Linked DNA regions of Homo sapiens: all the other regions are linked to region 3. A link is a contact called in ENCODE Hi-C or POLR2A ChIA-PET data. All regions are on one chromosome and are shown on one strand. The core of a region is the stretch at or near the end of the contact, and the rest is flanking DNA. Distances in the headings are between cores, read along the strand shown. Region 1 holds the start of MKRN1 (makorin ring finger protein 1). Region 2 holds the start of TPK1 (thiamin pyrophosphokinase 1). Region 3 has its middle 38 kb from the start of PRSS2. Region 4 has its middle 33 kb from the start of KDM7A-DT.

Region 1 (2,700 bases), core at 151-2,650, 2.3 Mb after region 3:
TTAAAGACGCATTAAAAAAAAAGCTAGGATATTCCAGACATATTTTGTTACTCATTATGTATTCACTGCAGTGTGAAAAGCACAATGCAAAGGGGTTTTTTTTTTTTTTTTTTTGCTTTTTGTTTTTTTTTTTTGAGATGGAGTCTAGCTTTGTCGCCCAGGCTGCAGTGCAGTGGCTAGAGTGCGGTGGCGCGATCTCGGCTCACTGCAAGCTTCGCCTCCCGGGTTCACTCCATTCTCCTGCCTCAGCCTCGGAGTAGCTGGGACTACAGGCGCCCGCCATCATGACCGGCTAATTTTTTTGTATTTTTTAGTAGAGACGGGGTTTCACCGTGTTAGCCAGGATGGTCTCAATCTCCTGACCTGGTGATCCGCCCCCCTCGGCCTCCCAAAGTGCTGGGATTACAGGCGTGAGCCACCGCGCCCGGCCAGTACAAAGGTTTTTAAACAGATTCTCATTTAACTTTCACAGCCATCTCTGAAGTAGGTACTATTATCTATTACTATTATTATTATTTTGAGACGGAATTTCATTCTGTCGCCCAAGCTGGAGTGCAGTGGCGCGATCTCGGCTCACTGCAACCTCCGCCTCCCGGGTTCAAGGAATTCTCCTGCCTCAGCCTCCTGAGTAACTGGGACTAGCCACTACACCCGGCTAATTTTTGTATTTTTAGTAAAGACGGGGTTTCACCACGTTGGCCAGGCTGATCTCGAACTCATGACCTCAGGTGATTCGCCTACCTCAGCCTCCCAAAGTGCTGGGATTACAGGCGTGAGCCACCGCGCCTGGCCTATTATTATTATTATTGTCGTTTTTACAGAGGAGAAAGCAGGAGCACCAAGAGGTAGGATAATTTGCTAGAAGACCCATGGCTTAGAAAGGGAAGCCTGGAGATAAGGGGACCAGCCCTCTAGAGCATTGCTCAGCCAAAATACTTGGCCAAGATCACATCTCTGATACCAGGAATGAGATAACCTTTATTAAGTGTTTACCATGTACCAGGCACTAAGCTCAGTGATTTCTAAGGACATCATATAATCCTCACAGCAACCATATGTGGGTCTGCTGTCATCCTTATTCGAGAGAGGCTGAAACGGAGGCTCAGATAGAACAAGTACCTAGCTCAAATATTACTAGAGAAATGGGAAAGTGCAGATTCAAACCCAGGTCTTCCGACTGCAAGTCCCTAGTCCCCAGCCCCAGCTCCACTATATCAGCCTCTGCTAGGAAGAAAGCCGCTAACTATGGACTTTCGTCGCCGGGGTTTCGAGCCTAGGACACACCTGTACAGACCCCCGTTTGCCCCGCCCCTTTCCGGAGGAGACGTCCCCTCCACCAATGAGCGGCGCCGTGGGCGGGCCGCGGGCGCGCATGCTCTGGGCCCGCAGTTGAAGTGGCGAGAGCGCTCAGATACGCGACGCGTAGCAGGCGGGGACCGAACGGGTGCCTCAGTGTCCTTCCCCTCCCCTCGCCTGGCCTCGCCGTCCTCTCCCCGCAGCCGGACCGGAACTATGTGATCCCGGAAGTTCCGGGGCCTTTGCTGTGTGGGATAAACAGTAATGGCGGAGGCTGCAACTCCCGGAACAACAGCCACAACATCAGGAGCAGGAGCGGCAGCGGCGACGGCGGCAGCAGCCTCCCCCACCCCGATCCCCACAGTCACCGCCCCGTCCCTGGGGGCGGGCGGAGGGGGCGGCGGCAGCGACGGCAGCGGCGGCGGCTGGACTAAACAGGTCACCTGCAGGTAGGACGTTGCGCGGCGGAGCGCCGGGCGCGGGGAGGGGGCCGCGGGCCAAGCCTGCGGCGCGGGAGGGAGGAGGGCGGCCGGCCTGCGGCTAGAGGCGCGGGAGGGCGGGGACCGGCGTTGTCTCGATCTCTGCAGCCCTCGCGGCCCCCGCTGCCGCCGCGTTCCCCCAGTCACTGCGTCAACCCCCGCTGGGCCGCGGAGCCCTCAGCGCTGTCCGCGGAGGCCTGGCGGTGCGCGATTACTGCGGAGCCGCGGGGCTGCACCGCCGCTTACACTTCCCTGAGCGCTGCCTGAGCTGGCTGCGAGCGCATCGGGGAGAGGTGGGCTGGCTCCTCCCCTGCCGCTGGAAGGATGCCCCCGCCGCTGCCTCCGGCTCCCGGGGCTCGGGAGGTGGTCACTTGAGGCCGGTCTCCCAGCGATCCTCTCCGGGCCTAGACACCCCGCCGAGGGCCCCAGCGAGCTTGCCTGGCTCCCGGCCCTCTCCTCTCTCCGTGCCATCCGTTTGTAACGTCTTTTCACGTCCCTCCGTCCCTCCGCCCCCCATCCTCCGCCCAACTGTGAGAAGAAGCTTTTGTATTTCTTCTTTGTATGTTTGTCGAGGTTGGCGGTGCTGAGCTTTGTCTTAGAAGCAGGCGTTCGGGGGCCGGGGTCGTCTTCTCCACCCGCGGTTTTTTTGAGCTGCAGATTATTACCCTCCCCCAGCGCTATGTTCCTCTTTTGAAATTTACGCATCTTCCGAAGGGAGTGAAAGGGCTCTTCGCTCCCGGAAGAGAGAGAGGTTTGGTTTTGGTTTGATATGCGAGACGAAAATATTAGAAAAATTAAGGGATGGCGGTTGTATGGATGTGTATGGTTGTAAAAAACTACCTAGCTCTACGCAGAAGAGGGCATTTAATTGTACGTTTTTTATTTTCCGGTTTTTAAATAGTGATCAGTAGCGACTGTAAGCTTT
Region 2 (2,700 bases), core at 201-2,700, 2.0 Mb before region 3:
GAATGTTAAGGCCGATTCATGCTGACTTCCTGGAACTAAATCAAATTGCAGTACTTCAGCAATGACAGGAAACATCCTCTCCATTTACACAGGGCTTATATCCAGTAAATGACTTTAAAATTTACTTCATCCTCTTCATTTACATAGGGCATAAGCCAAGTAACCAATGGAAACCTCTAGCTGGCATTTAAACCCCAGAACATTCTCTAACGGCACTCTTGAGCCCCTATCCTCGGGCGCTCCCAACCTATGGGGTGTACTTTCATCTTCAATAAATCTCTGTTTTTGCTTCATTCTTTCCTTGCTTTGTGCGTTTTGTCCAATTCTTTGTTCAAGACGCCAAGAACCTGGACACATCAACTGGTAACAGCTCTTCATAGGATAAACACATGGCAACCACTTGTCTATTACATGTGCAGATAGTTTCCTTGTACCCCAATTGTCTTTTAGGTTCATTAAGGTCATATTTAAACATGGACTTTTGAAATTTGTTGTAGCTAAACCCGTATATAAGCATTTAGGCTTCCTCCTTCTTTGGGTCTTTTCTTGTGGACTCCCATGCACATAGCTGTAAGCTTTTCCCCTGTTAAACTGTCTTAAGTCAATTTAACCTCTTAGGCCCAGGTGGAAACCTTAAGAGGGTAGAGGGAGATTAGGTTCGCTCACTATTGGAAAAGCCTGTATTGCAACAGTGACGCTCTGCAGCTGCAGATAGGTGGCTTAAAGTTTCTTCCAACAAAAACATTCTGTTTCCACAAAGCAAAGTAAGGAAAGCTCTTAACGGAGTGTTCCCTAAAGAAAGCTTTTTTTTTTTCTTTGAGATGGAGTCTCGCTTTGTCGCCCAGACTGGAGTGCACTGGTGTGATCTTGGCTCACTGCAACCTCCGGCCTCCCGGGTTCAAGCGATTCTCCTGCCTCGGCCTCCCGAGTAGCTGGGCCTACAGGCGCGCGCCACCATGCCCGGCTAATTTTTTGTATTTTTAGTAGAGACGAGGTTTCACCATGCTGGCCAGGCTGGTCTCGAACTTCTGACCTCATGATCCGTCCGCCTCGGCCTCCCAAACTGCTGGGATTACAGGCGTGAGTCACCGCACCCGGCCAGGAAGGAAAGCTTTTAACCCGACGGCTCAGGGAGGACACCGGTAGCAGGACTAGAAGCAGCACAGTGGAAAGTAAGTTTGGCTTGGAAGCTAGGTCAAGCATGGGTGATAGGGAATTCGCCACTTAGTTTGAAGCAAATGGCCTCCTTGTTAAAGCTGAGTGCAGAGGGCCCGGCAGCAGTACTACAGCTAGCAGAACCAGCCCAGAAAACGAAGCCTTGGAGACTTGAGGTGGGTAGTGCCGGACGCAGAGCACAGGGCGCGGCTCCCACTTGCCTCCGGCTCCCGGAAGCGGGCGGGGCCACCTCGCGTCCCGGGGGCTAAAACCTGCGAGCGAGGACCGCGCGCCAAGGCTCCTCAGCCGAGCGCCGAGCGGTCGATCGCCGTAGCTCCCGCAGCCTGCGATCTCCAGTCTGTGGCTCCTACCAGCCATTGTGTAAGTGCGACTGCTGCCGGGCGCGCGGGCCGCGGAAGGGGGCGGCCGCCTCTCGCTCCCCAGGTTCCCGGATGGTGATGGGTTCGCGGAGAGAGGCGGCAGGGGCAACCCCTCGGACCTCATAGCGGCCCGCGCGGCCGGTCTCCGGGGGCCCCCGCCCGCGGCGGTGCTGTAGGCGAGCCGTGGCGGGTCCCCAGCGCCGGGTGCTGCGCCGCAGCTCAGCTGGCTCCTGGGTCCCGGAGCGCGCCGCTGCCGAGTGCCAGGTTCAGGCGGCTCCCGTGCTGTTGGTTCTGCGCGATGTTTAATTAAAACTGAGAGTCTAACTTCACTTTTTTTTTTTTAATGCAGAGGCCAATAATCCGTTATGGAGCATGCCTTTACCCCGTTGGAGCCCCTGCTTTCCACTGGTACTGTATTTCTTTCCACGGTTTAGTGTCACTGACGTGCCCCTCCCCAGCGACGGGAACAGGTCGAAAGGACGGGGCTCTAGAGCCAGCGTGACTTCCAGCCTGGGTTCTGTCCCTGATTTCCTAGCTCTGTACCGCTAAGCATATCAGCCTCTCGCCGGTCTCATTTTCCTCATCTGAAAAATGAGCTTACGTATCAGTCCTTGCTGTGAGGACGAAATGACAAGATACAGTGTGTGTAGTCCGTGTGGAGCCCAGTAAGCGCTTCCCGGCTGTTGCGCCTCCACCAACAGCGCGAACAAATCTGGAACATAGCGGAACATTAGACATTGCAGGCATTAAGGACGGTCATCGTTGCCTGACCGTGATGCATTTTTAATCCATTGAAAGTGCCCCGAGCTTATCTAATAAAAGATTGGCAAATGATTATATCAAGTGTTTTAAATCTATATAACACTCAGGATATTTTATTCTTCTAAGATTTGAAATTACTGTGTAACCGAGTTCAGGCTGGGCTGCTCGCTGCTTGCAGAGCCAATCAACAAGGACGAAGGGCCCGGAAAGGAAAGTGACTACTTTCCAAAGCTAGCAATGGGGAAGTAGTCCAAGCTTCTGCCTTAACGAAACCATTTCAAATTTGGACAAAATGTAAGAGCTTATAAAGGGGCGCTTGGTATTGGGGCTCGGGGGCCCCAGTCTACGTGACTTGCTCAGATATTTATCTTGGGTTTTTGCCTCATCTGGTGAATGGGCTGGC
Region 3 (2,704 bases), core at 176-2,675:
ATCCTAGAGACAGGTGAGCATTGAAGGAGAGGCTTGAAAGCCACCTAAATTCAGCAGAACAAATTAACATCCTCCATGTTATCTGCTCTTATTCATGCAAGACTGTTCATTCCCATAACTGTTTCCATACCATCTAGGACTCAGAAATCCACAGTCATTATAATTCCAGGGGACAAAGGAAAGCAGTTTAGGATGACCGATCCTGTTCAGACATGCTGTCTCTTGCCAATAATTCATCAAACTCACTTGCCCCTTTAATCAGATGAGGCTGTCTCTTTTCTAGGAGAGCTTCCAGGATTTGCATCTGATTTTGCAGATGTGCAGGATGACTATTTCCATATATCTCCTTCCCTGGCCAGTTGCACATGGAAGATTCAGGGCCACATGCTGGTGGCCAGAGGCACTCTCCCCAAGATGCTTCTCATAGATCTCAGCCACCCATGGGACTTATAAGGAGATACCCTTGTGCCTCTAAATAGATCTCAGCCACCCATGGGACTTATAGGGAGTCACCCTGGGGCCTCTGGACAGCTTGAGTAAGATGAAGAATGCCCGGGGTTGGGAAGCTGGTAATACTAAAATTAGGCGACTTCTTATTTTTGCCCAGGATTCAGTGGTTTGGGATAAGAATGCTACAATCCCTTGAGCTCCTGCAGAGCAGGCTTGACCTATTATATACCTGGTAATTTCCCACTACTTACTTTGGGGGTTTCTGCCTCTCTAGTTTTTCATTCTGTCTTGCATTATGTTCTTCTAAGATGTGTTAGAAAATATTCATCACACAGACCTTACAGGCTTTAGCAACTACAGGAAAAAACTACGAGGAGCCAGTCAATGCAGTGCACAAACACTGGCTCAGACATCCAGGGACTGTCCGTTTTGCAGTCTGTTGGTTATCTAGGGCTACCTCTCCTGTGACTCATCAGCACCTCTCATTACATGAGTGGAAGGAAGTGGGAGGATACATGTGGAGGGAGGTGGAAGGGAGTTTGGGGGGCAGGTGGGAAGAGAGAGTTGCCTGAGTGATGTGGGACCAGAAGGGATCCCAACTGGGTCAGAGCAGTTATTGCAGCTGTTTTTCATTCTCCACTATCTTCATGGTGCCCACTGTGGCCTTTGATCTTGTGCATAACCTCCAGCAGGTGTAAAGATGTGTTGGGGGAGGGGAGGCCTGCACATGGATCTGGGATACCTAGATTCCCCTCTAGAGACCCTGCCCCTCCCCTCTGAAGTTCTATTTCTACTGCCAGGATGCTAACCAGGGGCCCAGGTAGAAAGAGCAGCATAGGAGGGGGTTGGGTGCCGGATGCGGTGAGTGTGGTTCTCATGATGCTCTGAAGGTGGGTGGGTGGAGGGAGCAACTTTCACAGGCACCCCAGATGCAGGACCCAGTAAATGTCAAACCACATCCTGTTGTGACTGTAAGAGATGGAGCTAGGGCAGGTGGCTGCTGTGGCTTGGTGCTGATGTGACTCAGAGATAAACAGCCCGGCAGCCAGCACTGGGCTCAGAACCCCCATTCCTACCCCAGTTGTCAGCTATTACCTAAAAGACCCCGATTTACATCTCATTACTTCCCACCTTTTGATTCAGGGCCACTCTCCTTTTTAACACAATTTTCTTGTCATTCATGGCCCTAGACCTTTTTGATGGAGGAGGGCCAGGGAACAGGTGTCAGGGCTCCAGTTGACTCTTGCTAACTGTGGGACTCCAGTGCCAGTGCTGTCCTCTTCCACCATCAGACTGTCTGAGACTATGTCACAGATATGTATGATTTGAGGCCAGGAAGAGCTTAGCTTCTCTGAGTTCCCATTCTCTTGGTACTTCAGAGACTGCAGGCTTTGAATCAGAGAATCTGAAGAGCAGAGTTTGAAGATTCTTAGAGATCACTTTACCCAATGTCCTCATATCACAGAGGAGGACATATAAGCCCAGAGAATAAAAATGAGTTGTTCAGAGCCATGCAGCTGGGGCCAGAGGAGGACCAGAAGCTAATTCTCTGTGTTTTAGCAGCTCCTGGACTTCAGACAAGGCTTGGGGAATGTGGGGTCTCTGTTGAGCTGTGATCTTGCTATGAATTTCATGAATCACTCTTATAGTAATGAATCAGGCAAGATGATCATATCTGAGATGGCATGAGGATAGAAGGATAAATATAATGAATCACAAAATTAGAATCCTGCAGAATCTTAATAGGTTGGAGAGATAAGCTGAATAAACATGATAAACATTCTCTCTCTCCCTCCTCCCCCACCAAACAGAGAAAACCATCTATATGAACACAGGAAGGGGAATATGTGAAAGAAGGATATGTGAAAAAACACCCAGGGGGTGAGTCAAAGTGAGCTCTGTGAGTCAACGGGATGGTGAGCGTACAAAAAGTAGATAAATTGTCCTAATGGAACCAACTAACGTATAAGATGTTGAGAAAGAGGAGGCAAAGTTCCCCCTTTACTCTTTGTAGGTCAGAACCCACCTGGTGCTGGGTCAGGTCCTGTACAACACATTTTTTAAAAGATAGAGGGATAAAAACAAACTTTAATGTTTTCAGAAGGGAGTGATTGGGCTATGGAAAGTAGGACGTGCTCAAAACTGTGCCCTATAATAACAAAATTGAGAAAACTGAAAATGTTTTGCCTGAAAAAAATCTTCAGGTTGGTAGTAGTTATAATAACACCTAATACTTACTGATATTGTTCTAAAA
Region 4 (2,700 bases), core at 1-2,500, 2.6 Mb after region 3:
GCTCACTGCAACCTCTGCCCACTGGGTTCAAGCAATTCTCCTGCCTCAGCCTCCCTAGTAGCTGGGATCACAGGCATGTGCTACCGTGCCTGGCTAATTTTTATATTTTTAGTAGAAACAGGGTTTTGCCATGTTGGCCAGGATGGTCTTGAACTCTTGGCCTCAGGTGATCTGCTCACCTTGGCTTCCCAAAGTGCTGGGATTACAGGTGTGAGCCACTGCGCCCTGCCTATTTTATTTCTTTTTTAGACAGAGTCTCACTCTGTTGCCCAGGCTGGAGTGTGATGGTGCAATCACGGCTCACTGCAGCCTCGATCTCCTGGGCTCAAACGATTCTCCCACCTCAGTGTCCTGAGTAGCTGGGACTACCAGCATGTGCCACCATGCCCACCTAATTTTTGTATTTTTTGTAGAGTTAGGGTCTCACCATGTTACCCAGGCTGGTCTCAAACTCCTGGACTCAACCGATCCTCCTGCCTCGGTCCTCCCAAAGTGTTGGAATTTCACGCATGAGCCACCATGCTCAGTCAGATGTTTTAGAAAAAAGTCTTGCACTGTTTGGGGCATACCTATGGTAAATATTGTTTACGGATTAGCTGAAATTCAAATTGAACTGAGCATCTTTTCTTTTATGTGGCAACCACGCTGAGGGGGCTTCTCGAGGCAGCCTCGACCCATGCGCCTGGCTCGGGTGCAGGGTCTAGTGAGGCCCATTTCCTCATTATCATCTCTGCCTCCAGGCTTCTGTTCCTGCAGTTTCATGCCCCGCTACCCCATGCCCTCTCCTGGCCTCTGGAGCCTTTCCTCACTTCTGGCCTCCTTTTCGTGATCTTCGGCGGTCTTCATGGTGAGTTCTTCCCTGACGGACTGCGCCTTGAGACTGGCTCACGTAATTTAGTCCCTAATTATACAGGTCAGGTCCATTTGCTGTTTTTTTCAGGTGAGTTACTCTACTCTCCCTAACTAGGCTCTAGTGCCTTTCAGGCAGGGACTGTGTCCGCTGGGACCTGAGCGTGGATCGGTTTCAATAAATCCCTGCTGCTTGAATGGTTGTAGAAATGGAACCGTTCCTCTTCCAGGAACTGGCTAATGAGAGAGCCACTTTGGTTTTCTTCGTATGCTGTTGTGCTGCCGGAGTAAACCAGCAAAGGCTCGGCATCTGCAGGTCGCTTGCAGTCAGCCTCCTGTTGCCCAGCCCACAGCCTGTTTCACTTCTCTTTCTCACATAGCAGGGCGGCTTGGGCTGCAGCTTGTTTTTTCTCAGCCAAGAAAGTAGCACCCAGAGTGAAAGGGAGTGCACCTCGCTTCAACTACAGTAAGGAACTGACAACTGGCACAGAGACCCTTAGAATAGAACAGGAGGAGGGACAGTGACAGGCACCTTTGTCACACCTCATCTCAGGTGGCATTGCAGCTGTGCTGAGCAGCAGGGCCTGCCTGGCTCCTCTGCCTTGTCCCCTGGCCAGGTTGAGCCCTTGGATGGATACACTGACCTCTGATACTCTTTCCTTCCTGCTCTTGTCCTGTCCCTTGCCTTGGCCAGGCGAGGGCCCGTGCAGAGCCACAGCTCCAGGTTGCCTTCGCCCGCACCTGTGCCGCTTTGCTGAAGCCTAACGTCTCAAGCTAGTAAGACACTCTCTGAGACCCACTGTGCTAAAGGTTCTGGGTCAGCAGTTGGTGGGGATTCTGAGTGCTCCGTGGCCCTCAGCTCCTCATTTTCAGCAATCTAGAAAGACGAGGAATCCCAAGCCAGGATGACGCTCCTCTGCAGCCCCGTTTATTATGCCGGCATCCCTGTGCCAGCTAGGACGTTAGATATGGGCATTACAGGTGTAACTGGTAATCCTGTCTGGGGAGGCCCTGATTTTATCAAGAGCAAGTGCATTGTGGGGGATACATACAGTTGGAAGAGCAAGTCTTTCCCTCAACACCTTTATCATCTAACGTGAAACAAGTGCTTGCTTTGACAGCACATACACTAAAAAATTGGAATGATACAGAGAAGATTAGCATGGCCCCTGTGCAAGGATGACATGCAAATTCATGAAGCATTCCATTAAAAAATTAAAATAATGTGAAACAAAATGAAAACAGAACCACTGATCCTTTGTTATGTAAATAACCCATCCTTAGTACTGGGTTCTGTGGGTGCTCCTTCCCCCAGCTGCTGGAGACATGGGTGGCTGATGGCTGCTCTTAGTTGAGTCCCTTTCCAGGAATTGCCCTCCTTGTTCAAGGTCACCCCTTTCCCCCAGGGCAGCCCATGTTAAGGACTGGTCAATGCCCAGGTGTGGTCCCCTAGCTCCAATTCAGGGCAGCTCTGAAGGGCCATCCCAGCTCCAGAGCTCCCTGTGGGATCCTGGGATCGACTGAGGCTCCTCCCTCTGCCCCACCTGTTCCCTTCACTCCCCATCAGTGACAGATCCTGGGGCCATGCTCTGCATCCAGTCTCATCTCAGAATCTGTTTCCTCTGGGAACTCAAGAAATCTATTTGTCCCTAAATCTGGGGATGCTAGTGCAGAGGATCAATGCTTCTGGAAGTCCACGCAGTGTTCACATGGAGAAAGAAGTGAATCTGGCGGTAAAAGAGTCTGACTTCTTTTCCCACCCTCTCTGCACTGGCTCCCTGCTTCTGGAACCAGGGAGCCCACTCAGAGGGCCTGCAGCTTTGACCCCGCCTATCTGCTCATCCCCCTTCC

The links. Hi-C counts contacts between places; a loop is a spot of excess contacts on that map. ChIA-PET counts read pairs that join two places held with the same protein, here RNA polymerase II (POLR2A). Pooled maps may share reads with other maps.
Region 1: a loop to region 3 is called in a map with no recorded cell type, with 12 times the contacts of the local background. The contact joins the promoter of MKRN1 here to the enhancer-like site in region 3. A Hi-C loop is called at or near these places in 2 of 37 single-sample maps with no recorded cell type and 9 of 50 pooled maps. POLR2A ChIA-PET finds 5 or more read pairs at or near these places in 1 of 52 experiments (naive thymus-derived CD8-positive, alpha-beta T cell).
Region 2: a loop to region 3 is called in a map with no recorded cell type, with 20 times the contacts of the local background. The contact joins the promoter of TPK1 here to the enhancer-like site in region 3. A Hi-C loop is called at or near these places in 7 of 37 single-sample maps with no recorded cell type and 12 of 50 pooled maps. POLR2A ChIA-PET finds 5 or more read pairs at or near these places in 3 of 52 experiments (CD4-positive, alpha-beta T cell, CD4-positive, alpha-beta memory T cell and activated B cell).
Region 4: a map with no recorded cell type shows a loop between it and region 3 (6-fold over the local background). The contact joins two enhancer-like sites. A Hi-C loop is called at or near these places in 1 of 37 single-sample maps with no recorded cell type and 3 of 50 pooled maps. POLR2A ChIA-PET finds 5 or more read pairs at or near these places in 3 of 52 experiments (activated CD4-positive, alpha-beta T cell, activated naive CD4-positive, alpha-beta T cell and naive thymus-derived CD4-positive, alpha-beta T cell).

The regions. Positions count from the first base shown.
Region 1 is chr7:140,478,205-140,480,904 of GRCh38, reverse strand. MKRN1 (makorin ring finger protein 1) reads left to right here and starts at 1,400. Exons shown (of 8, transcript NM_013446.4): 1 at 1,400-1,745. The coding sequence starts at 1,561. RefSeq lists enhancers at 53-963, 1,294-2,134 and silencers at 1,270-1,379, 1,670-1,809, 2,090-2,169.
Region 2 is chr7:144,834,803-144,837,502 of GRCh38, reverse strand. TPK1 (thiamin pyrophosphokinase 1) reads left to right here and starts at 1,450. Exons shown (of 9, transcript NM_022445.4): 1 at 1,450-1,536; 2 at 1,885-1,943. The coding sequence starts at 1,901. RefSeq lists an enhancer at 1,240-1,309 and a silencer at 1,610-1,709.
Region 3 is chr7:142,807,657-142,810,360 of GRCh38, reverse strand. It overlaps TRB. Among named protein-coding and RNA genes, the nearest start is that of PRSS2, 38 kb to the right of the region's middle. RefSeq lists a cis regulatory region at 760-1,651 and an enhancer at 773-1,972. Within about 2 kb of position 1,425, at least 10 of the 41 ENCODE cell types and tissues checked have a DNase peak (open chromatin) inside an H3K27ac peak, as active enhancers do; they include CD4-positive, alpha-beta T cell, where a contact is called at or near this core.
Region 4 is chr7:140,208,926-140,211,625 of GRCh38, reverse strand. It overlaps the pseudogene RNU6-797P. Among named protein-coding and RNA genes, the nearest start is that of KDM7A-DT, 33 kb to the right of the region's middle. RefSeq lists enhancers at 1-838, 1,461-1,540. Within about 2 kb of position 1,250, at least 7 of the 41 ENCODE cell types and tissues checked have a DNase peak (open chromatin) inside an H3K27ac peak, as active enhancers do.